2 separate regions of the Homo sapiens genome follow, and region 1 is linked to region 2. A link is an interaction called in ENCODE POLR2A ChIA-PET data of the cell type or tissue named here. Cell type or tissue: Panc1. All regions are shown on one strand.

Region 1 (5,000 bases), 510 kb before region 2:
ACTGAGTAAACTCCATGTGGAAAATCGTCCAAGCACCACGTGCAGACTCTCACTTAAATGATTTTTTTATGCTGAAGATGTTTCCCTCTCTAAGTACAGACTGGGCAATGCAATCAATATTTTTTAGGGGATCCTTTTCAGTATTTTTATTGATCAGGACCACGATAAAGAAAGATCTGTTTGAGGCTAAAGAATAGAAAGTCCTCTGCTTCACTGAAGTTTCTTTGATAACATAGAAAGGCTTTGGACAACAGTTTAGGAGCATTCCATTTAAAACGCGCATGTCCTGTTTTCCTGTCATATTGAAGTTACCATATACATTCAAGTATTCCTTTTTGTTTTAGTGCAGAAGCACAATGAACATGCTCTGCACATTTCTAATGCAGTGACAATGGGTATGTTTTCTGCTTCTTCACCTAGTGTCACATATAGAGAATAGATAGGTATTGACTGACTTTAGAAATCTAGTTTTCAGTTTTCCTAGCACCATTTATTAAATAGGAAATCCTTTCCCCATTTCTTGTTTTTGTCAGGTTTGTCAAAGATCAGATAGTTGTAGATATGTGGCATTATTTCTGAGGGCTCTGTTCTGTTCCATTGGTCTATATCTCTGTTTTGGTACCAGTACCATGCTGTTTTGGTTACTGTAGGCTTGTAGTATAGTTTGAAGTCAGGTAGCATGATGCCTCCAGCTTTGTTCTTTTGGCTTAGGATTGACTTGGCAAAACTGGATCCCTTCCTTACACCTTATACAAAAATTAATTCAAGATGGATTAAAGACTTAAATGCTAGATCTAAAACCATAAAAACCCTAGAAGAAAACCTAGGTAATACCATTCATGACATAGGCATGGGCAAGGACTTCATGTCTAAAACACCAAAAGCAATGGCAACAAAAGCCAAAATTGACAAACGGGATCTAATTAAACTAGGGAGCTTCTTCACCACAAAAGAGACTACCATCAGAGTGAACAGGCAACCTACAGAATGGGAGAAAATTTTTGCAATCTACTCACCTGACAAAGGGCTAATATCCAGAATCTACAAAGAACTCAAACAAATTTACAAGAAAAACACGAACAACCCCATCAACAAGTGGGCGAAGGAGATGAACAGACACTTCTCAAAAGAAGACATTTATGCAGCCAAAAGACACATGAAAAAATGCTCATCATCACTGGCCATCAGAGAAATGCAAATCAAAACCACAATGAGATACCATCTCACACCAGTTAGAATGGCGATCATCAAAAAGTCAGGAAACAACAGGTGCTGGAGAGGATGTGGAGAAATAGGAACACTTTTACACTGTTGGTGGGACTGTAAACTAGTTCAACCATTGTGGAAGTCAGTGTGGCGATTCCTCAGGGATCTAGAACTAGAAATACCATTTGACCCAGCCAACCCATTAGTGGGTATATACCCAAACGATTATAAATCATGCTGCTATAAAGACCCATGCACACGTATGTTTATTGTGGCACTATTCACAATAGCAAACACTTGGAACCAACCCAAATGTCCAACAATGATAGACTGGATTAAGGAAATGTGGCACATATACATCATGGAATACTATGCAGCCATAAAAAAAGGATGAGTTCATGTCCATTGTAGGGACATGGATGAAGCTGGAAACCATCATTCTCAGCAAACTATCACAAGGACAAAAAACCAAACACCGCATGTTCTCACTCATAGTTGGGAACTGAACAATAAGAACACTTGGACACAGGAAGGGGAACATCACACACCAGGGCCTGTTGTGGGGTGGGGGGAGGGGGGAGGGATAGCATTAAGAGATATACCTAATGTAAATGATGAGTTAATGGGTGCAGCACACCAACATGGCATATGTATACATACGTAACAAACCTGCACATTGTGCACATGTACCCTAAAACTTAAAGTATAATTTAAATAAATAAATAAATAAATAAATAAAAAGAAATCTAGCTTTCAAAAGCAGATGACTGCATGAGTATTTCTTGGAAATATTAATAGAGAATTTTGAAATGCCAAAGACATAAAAATGTCTTTAAAATAGTTTGTTCAAATGAGACATCTTTATAACTTATTTCAGCTCCTTTAGAGTGAACCTGACACCATTTCCCCTGTTAAATTTTTGGCTCTTATATTACCGAAGAAAGTGGGCATTTGACAAACAAATGTGCAGGAATAGGGGGTGAGAAGGGCATAAGAGCGTGTTCAAATCTGTTTAAAATTAGACATTCAGTGTTGTAGAGTCAAAACTATGTTCTCCTGTGTTTCTTACATGGGCACATACTTCATGGGTTTAATCATGGTTTGCTGTAGAGCATTTATAACACTTGCTGTGAAGCACTGTTGATACAATGAAGCTTTTTCCAACAAGTAACAGCATGATGGTGGCAAAGGTGAGGCTCTGGGAGGAGATTTTAGTTCATCCTTGGAATTTGTTAGCTCCATAGCTTCCTGACAAGCTTAGTTAGTGCTTCTCTAACTTTCCACAAACTTTGCAGACCCTGCTAATTTATATTTTTTTGTTGTTTTCTTTTAACTGGTTCTCCATATCCATGGAATTTAGCAGTTTGCCTTCCTTCCTTCCTTCCTCTCTTTCTTTCTCTCTTTCTTTCTTTTTTTTTTTTGAGACGGAGTACCACTCAGTTGCCCAGGCTGGAGTGCAGTGGTGCAATCTCAGCTCACTGCAACCTCTGCTTCCTGGGTTTAAACAATTCTCCTGTCTCAGTCTCCCAAGTAGCTGGGATTACAGGCACACGCCACCATGCCCAGATAATTTTTGTAATTTTTTAGTAGTGGCAGGGTTTCACCATGTTGGCCAGGCTGGTCTTGAACCCTGACCTTAAGTGATCTGCCCGCCTGAGCCTCGCATGTACTGGGATTACATGCATGAGCCACTGCGCCTGGCCAAAAAAAAGTTTCTAATAGCTAAACTAAAAAAAGTTTTTAAAAAAAGATACATATCTCTTTCTCATCTATATGATATAGGAGAGATAGATATATATGTATATATGAGATACATATTATATATACACATGTATGTGTGTATAAACATGTATATATACATACATGTATCTCACATATACATATGTATCTCCTACACATATGTATACACATATGTACATATGTGTGTGCATGTATGTGTGTATAAATGAAACTAACAGCGTCTTGCCATATAGCTAGTGGTAATAAAGAAGAAATTTTAAATGCACTTTTATTGTTGGCCTGAGTTTTCTCTTTTTTCCTGGAAATGTAGGCCAGCATTGGCCATATGAAATGAAATGTGAGTCACTAGTTTGAGCTATCCGTGTAATTACACATTTTCTAATAGCTAAACTAAAAATAGTTTTAAAAAATTAAGGTGAAATTAATGTTTCATATCTTTAACTTTTTTTTTCATTTTTTTGAGCCAGGGTCTCATTCTGTCACCCAGGCTGGAGTGCAGTGGCACATTCATGGCTTACTGCAGCCTTGACCTCCCAGTCTCAAGTGATCTTCCCCCCTCAGCCTCACACCTCCTAGTAGCTGGGACTACAGGTGAGCACCACCACACCCGGCTACTTTTTAATCATGGCTTTTATTTAACCATTTATATCTTAAATTTTATCATTGAAAGAGGAAACCAATATAAAAAAAATTAGTAAGATACTTTACACCTCGTTTTGTACTAAGTCTTTGCAATCCTGTGTGTGTTTTTCACTGACAGCACTTCTCACTGAAGAATACTCACATTCAAGCGCTTCTTAGCACACATGCCTGGCTGGTGGCTACCACACTAGACTCGCAGTTCTCACCCAACTCTTTGGCCTTTCTTAGCCTGAACTGCAGAATACTGCTACTAATAAACGAAACAAAGCTTTGCCCCCACAAAGCCCTGCTGCTGAATGCTGACTGACATTTGAACAAAGAAAATGTCCTTATATTTAAGCATCAGAACTATTACTTTTCCAAAACCTCGCAACCCTTGGGTCACTTCAGGCCATTCCTCATGATTTGCATTAGGTGTTCTTCGAGACACAACATTAATCCAGTAATAATTAAAATGATATACTGTACTATTAACATTCTGAAATCTTTAAAGCAAAGTGATCTATGCCTGCAGCGCTGCCCAGGCTGGCTAATTAAACAGCATACAGTTGTAAATGGCTATTGTAAGCAGTTCCCTACTTAAAAATACAGCTCTGAGAAGTGCAGTTTATAGTGACAGGGGCCCTACCAGGATTGATCAGCTTTAAATAGAGGCCGATGCAGCGCACAGCAAATTTTACTTGAGAGGTTGGTATCTTGCTTTGCTGCCAATGTGAGGCTTTGGTTTTAACCCGGGCTCCTGTTGAATGACAGGCCCTGGGCTGTGTAAACTGGACACCCTGTGGGGGCTGAGGTTGCAGGCTGGATCCTCCCCTTGCTCTTTCTCCTGTGAGTCAGCATTCCTGGGAGACGTAGCCAACCATCCCAACGAGAGGAACACTTGCTCCACTCCACCCAGCAACCTCTAATCTGCCGTGATGGGACCTTGAGCCAAGGGATTTGGGTGTGTAAAGGACTTCTGCAGCAAAGAGTACCTCTAGAAATTGCTTTTGTGAGGTTCTTTGAGGTGCTAATCACCTTTTATTTGAATTGCTCTGACTTATCATTTAATAACTCCAGAGGACTTTTTACTTCCTTGGCAGGAGGAGGAAGGTGATTCCTCAGATAAAACCAAAACCTAGAGCTGCACTTCTGAAGGAAATTGCTGCTCAGGTAGGGCTGGATGTGTAGGTGTTCTCCATGGGCCCATGCTGTGCCTGTACCAGCGTCCTGAATTGACGGCAGCAGAGGGGTATCTTTCTTCATTCTTCATCATTTATTACCTGAGGCAGAATGAATACTTGGCTCCATTCGCTCGCTCTCTTTCTTTCTGCAACAATTAGAACTGAATTATTTGCTTCTTGCTTTCCCTTTTCCCACTTGTTCCACCATTCATATCTAAGTGAGTAACTTCTCAAGTTTTTCTACACTAA
Region 2 (5,000 bases):
GGCATGGTAGCACGGACCTGCAGTCCCAGCTACTTCGGAGGCTGAGGTGGGAGGACCACTTGAGCTCAGCAGGTGGAGGTTGCAGTGAGCTGAGATCATATCACTGCACTCCAGCCTCGGTGACAGGGAGAGACTGTATCTCAAAGAAAAAGAGAAAAATTAAATTACACAAACTTAAAATTAAATAAATTAGATTAAAAAGGCATTAAATGGTTAAAACTCATCACCTCCTAATTATTTTACTCCAGTTTACTATTACCTATGCGCTTGAGATCATCCTGCCCCATTGTGTCTGGTGGAAATACTATATAATGGCATGCGGCTGTGTGTTCAGTAGCGACAGTGTGTCTGTAGCTTGAAATCGAACATGGTGACAATGTTTACACCATAAAAAATCAACAAATGCTACAAACCTGCAATTTACCTTTTCTTTTGGAGAACCTGTTGTAAAGCATTTAGACCAGCACTCTCCCACCCTCACTGATTGTGATACCTGGCCTGGCCTCGTGGCCCCTGGTTACACAGTGGGCCCACCACCTCTGCCTTCCCCTCAAATTAATTCTCCACACTTCTGCAGAAACACTTTTCCTACAACATAAATATGATCAGGTCACTCCTCTACTTAAAAACTTACACTCCTGCTCAGCATCTACATAGCCAAGACCTCACTCCCTACTATGGTTTCTAAGGCCCTTCAACAGCCCAGCCCTGCCTCTCAAGCCTCCTTCCCACCACGCCCTTGACCATTCAAGGCTCTGGCTATGTTGTACCTCCTGCAGCTGTGACTCTTTAACCTCTTCTCATGCTGTTCCTGCTGCCTAGGCTGCACTCAACTACCTTGTGTGTTTGGCAAACTTCTGGACGTCATTTGAGTTTCAGTTCAAATACCTAATCCTTGCTAAAGTGTTGCCTGACTTCTTGTCACTGAAGAGTTCCTCTCCTGTGCCCTCACCATCATCATCCTCACACAGCAATCACAGTGCTTATAATGTTCCTGTATTTTGGGGTTTTCCTGTGTCTCCTCCACCTCACTGAGTCCTTCAAGGGCAGAGACAGTGTGCCTGTCATCAGGCATGTCATATGCTGAGTGTTATTGAAGTATTGGCTGAAAGAATAAATGAATGAATGTGTGGGAGTGAATGAGGCTACAACCACTCACTAATAAAATGAGTTTTTCAACCATGATGGTCATGGAGATGACAGTAATACCACAGTGGCCAAGACATTAGTGATTCCTTATGGTAGAGATCATCCAGGGACATCCCACAGGTCTACTGAGGTACAGGTTTTGCCCTCTTCCTATATCATGTTTTCATGGAGGTCAAACCAGGTTTAAATTAGCCACAAGAATCTGAAATAGAAAATAGAGTCATAGAATAGGATCTACCTTCTTAGGCATGTATACAATAAGAGAGTGTAATCATACTTGCTTTGTTCACTGACAACAGAAAATTTACAGCCAATTCTATTGTGGCTTCAGATTGTTTACTACAACGACCATTTCTTCTTTCATGACAATTGTGTCTCTTAAATCAACAGCAATATGACTGCTAACATAATTCAGATCCTCAGTGAATAACCCAATTCAGTGTACCTACAATAGTGCACCTGTTTGTTGTACACAAGTTGCCTCCTGCTAAGTTTTATTTCTTTCATCTGCTGATCTTATTCAGCAGATCAGCAGATATGATGCTATGATTAGCAGATTCTCTCTGCCAATCTAGGACTTGGACCTCACTTTCATTCCAAAAACCTTCCTCTTGTCAAGAGGTGTAGCCAATCTGTTAATTCTCTCCATGAAAAAAAAAAAAAAAGCGAATATCAGAAACTCCTAGTTTTCCTTTTGCAGTCTCACTGGTCAGTTGACAGATAATATAAAACATTAACAAGAAATGTATTCAGGAGATGCTCCTTAGGTATGCATTTTGGTTCATTCTGACCCCAGCAAGGATATCAAAGATGGCCCAGACAAAATCAGACTCGCGTAACTCCACTGCAGAGAATCTGAGACTGAACTCAAAGAAAAAGCAATCACAGATCTATTATCTCCAAGACTTTCCCAAACCCTAGTGAGATAATCCGTAGAAACCAGCTACAAATTCACCTGCAGGCTACTGATCATAGATCCTACAAGCAGGCCGTACCAGCCATTCTCAGCTAACTCTATGTAAGGTGGCTGATAATTACATGGTAATCTAGAAATGGCTGATGGTCAAGATGGGTCTAGTTCAGATCACAAATGACCTATTTACCATAATAGAGAGGAAACTGTGGTTATATGCTAGAATTCATACTTTCAAACAAGTAGAGGGAGATAAAATTTAAATAATGTAGCCAAGAATTGAACCAGATATAGATATACACATATAAAAGCAAACACACACTATTAACACTATTAACAGATGGTTATCTGCTTCATTCTAGTGTTCTAATAAGACCATAATATTGGAAAAAATTATAGTTTTTCTTCTAATACCAACATAGTATAACAAAACAAAGGAGAACAAGAACACATATTGTAGGTATTAGCAATCTAACTGGCAGCTGTAATATATGAATTAGGCCAATTTAGAAGGAGCTAGGCAGCTCCTTCTTTTTTTTTTTTTTTTTTTTTGCAGCTCAAATAACTCGTGAAAGATTCTAAGAAGTCTTCCTCATCACGAAAAGAATAATAATTTTTGTTAAACCAAGCCTAGACATCAATATAAATGATAACAAATGAAGAATGTTAGGATTTACTTAGAATGACATTAATAGAAACAAAAAGTGGGCCATAAATGTAATATTAAATTTTCTAGTAGCCACATTTGTAAAAGGATATTTTAAGTTAAAAATAATTTTAATAATATATTTTATTTAACTCAATATTTCAAAATCATTTAAGCAGGTAATCAACATAAAAAATTAACAAGCTGTTTAATATTCTTATTTTGTATGAAATCTCCAAAACCAGGTATGTATTTTACACTTAGATCATATATTAGTTTTCATTGAAAATATTGAGCTGTATTTATTTAGTTCCAGCTTCATTGAGATATAACTGACAAAAATTATATATATTCAAAGTGTAGAATGTGATGACTTGTACATATACACTGCAAAACGATTACCACAATGAAATTAATTAACACATCCATCACCACACTTGCTACCAATGTGTGTGTGTGTGTGTGTGTGTGTGTGTGTGGTATGTGTATATGGTGAGATCGCTTAAGAGATACCCTCTTAGCAAATTTCAAGTGAACAATACAAAATTATTAGCTAGTCACCATGCTGTACATTAGATCTTCAGAACATTCATCTTATAACTGAAAATTTATACCCTTTAACCATTTTCTTCACCTCTCAATAAACTGTATTTAGATTTCATGAAATTTAAAGTTGAAAACGTAAATTCACATAACCATGTTTTTCCAATAATCTTACAAGTTTTTAGTAACTAAATCAAATACCAAAAAATCATTTTTCTACAGTTTTTATAACTAAATTAACAAAACTGATTCCTCTCTTTTGGAAAGACTTATTTGTCTTGCATCAGAAGCATATCAGTTTCAGAATCATGTCTGTCCAAGTTGAGCAAATTCACTAACTCTTGTGTCAACTCAGTATTATTAACATTGACTTCAAAAATGTATTGCATAAACTGAAATGCAATTTTAAATTTGTCAATACCAACAAAGCGTTCTACAATTTTCTTATAGTTTATTTAGCCAATTTACACAATGCTGTTGATTACAATTAAAATATTCTGCATATTGATTTATGTTAGAAAAAAAGTATAAAATCATTTTTACTGACCATGAAGTCGTTATTATTGATTTCAACGTAAATTCTTAGACTTGCCTACTGAGATCACAAATAAGCTTTTCCTTTCTTAGAAGCTTTAGATATGGCTCATTTATATGCAATGTAGTTTGGTGAGAAAATATAAATCACATTGCCATTTTTGCTTTTTTAAAAATATTTGTGGGTATATAGTAGGTATATATATTTCTGGGGTACATGTATTTTTGCTTTTGATTTTTGATATTGAATACATTGAGCATTCTTTTTATTGGAGTTAACAGCACAGTAAGTCTTTGTAAAATTATTTCATGATTCCACCAATGAGCACCAGAAAAGAACACAAGATCATTAAATTCATTGCCTTCTGTCTCTTTCCAAAGTTGCACAAACTGGAGATAATCCCTGACATTTGCAAATCTATATGGAATGATTTTAGTAACCATATCCATGACAGTCTTCACAGAATCGATTTCAGAAATGTTTGCACAAATATACAGTGAAAGAAATAAGGGAAATAGTATTTTGCTTTAATATGCCAGCAAAATTTGATTTTTTATCAAATACAGTTAGAACACTGTCCATCATAATAAAAAAGCTAATATTTTAATATCTAGGTTAAATTCTTTGATAGATGTAAGAAGAAAAATATAAATTTTAAAAGCTATGAATTAACATTTATTTACAAATTTGGAAGTCCTTTGAGACAAAATGTAGCAAAGTATTGAAAGGGCAGTGTCTCATATCACACAACTCATCCAAAGCTAAAAAATAGTACTTGAAGTTTTTAAAATGTTGAATAAATTGGTCTTTAGTTAAGTCTTATATTCTACAGACAAATAATTATTTGGTAGCTTAACTGAAGACCTTTTACTTTGTATGAAATATTGCTTAGCCTTATCCTCATAATATTCTAACAACATTTCCATAACTAAAATAATAATATATTTTACTCTCACTCCAGCTAGAAGTGGGGTTTGTGGGTGGTGTTGTTGACAGAAAACTTCTTATCAAATTCGCTATATGCTTTCTGAATATGTCTCTTTATGTTTCCAACTTTGCCATCTTAAAAATTTGTTTATACAGCAAAGAAACCAGCTTCTCCAATTAGCTCTGCTGCAGCAAGTTACAATTGCCATTCTTGGTGAAACTGGTGACACACCTTCTTCTAATCTAGAAGACTAGATCAGTGATGTGTTTCTGTGAAACAGCCCACG

The links. Peaks named below come from ENCODE experiments on the same cell type or tissue, not always from the same donor. Only the 100,000 strongest peaks of a DNase experiment are listed, where the experiment ranks them.
Region 1: POLR2A ChIA-PET joins it to region 2 with 6 read pairs; 1 of 35 experiments calls an interaction of 5 or more read pairs at or near these places.

Annotation. Positions count from the first base shown.
Region 1 is chr6:9,511,994-9,516,993 of GRCh38, forward strand. No RefSeq gene overlaps it. Among named protein-coding and RNA genes, the nearest start is that of HULC, 860 kb to the left of the region's middle. In Panc1, no CTCF peak of the experiment used is centred here; no DNase peak of the experiment used is centred here; H3K4me3 peaks cover 542 bases; H3K27ac peaks cover 2,350 bases.
Region 2 is chr6:10,022,460-10,027,459 of GRCh38, forward strand. It overlaps the pseudogene OFCC1. Among named protein-coding and RNA genes, the nearest start is that of TFAP2A-AS2, 380 kb to the right of the region's middle. In Panc1, no CTCF peak of the experiment used is centred here; no DNase peak of the experiment used is centred here; H3K27ac peaks cover 813 bases.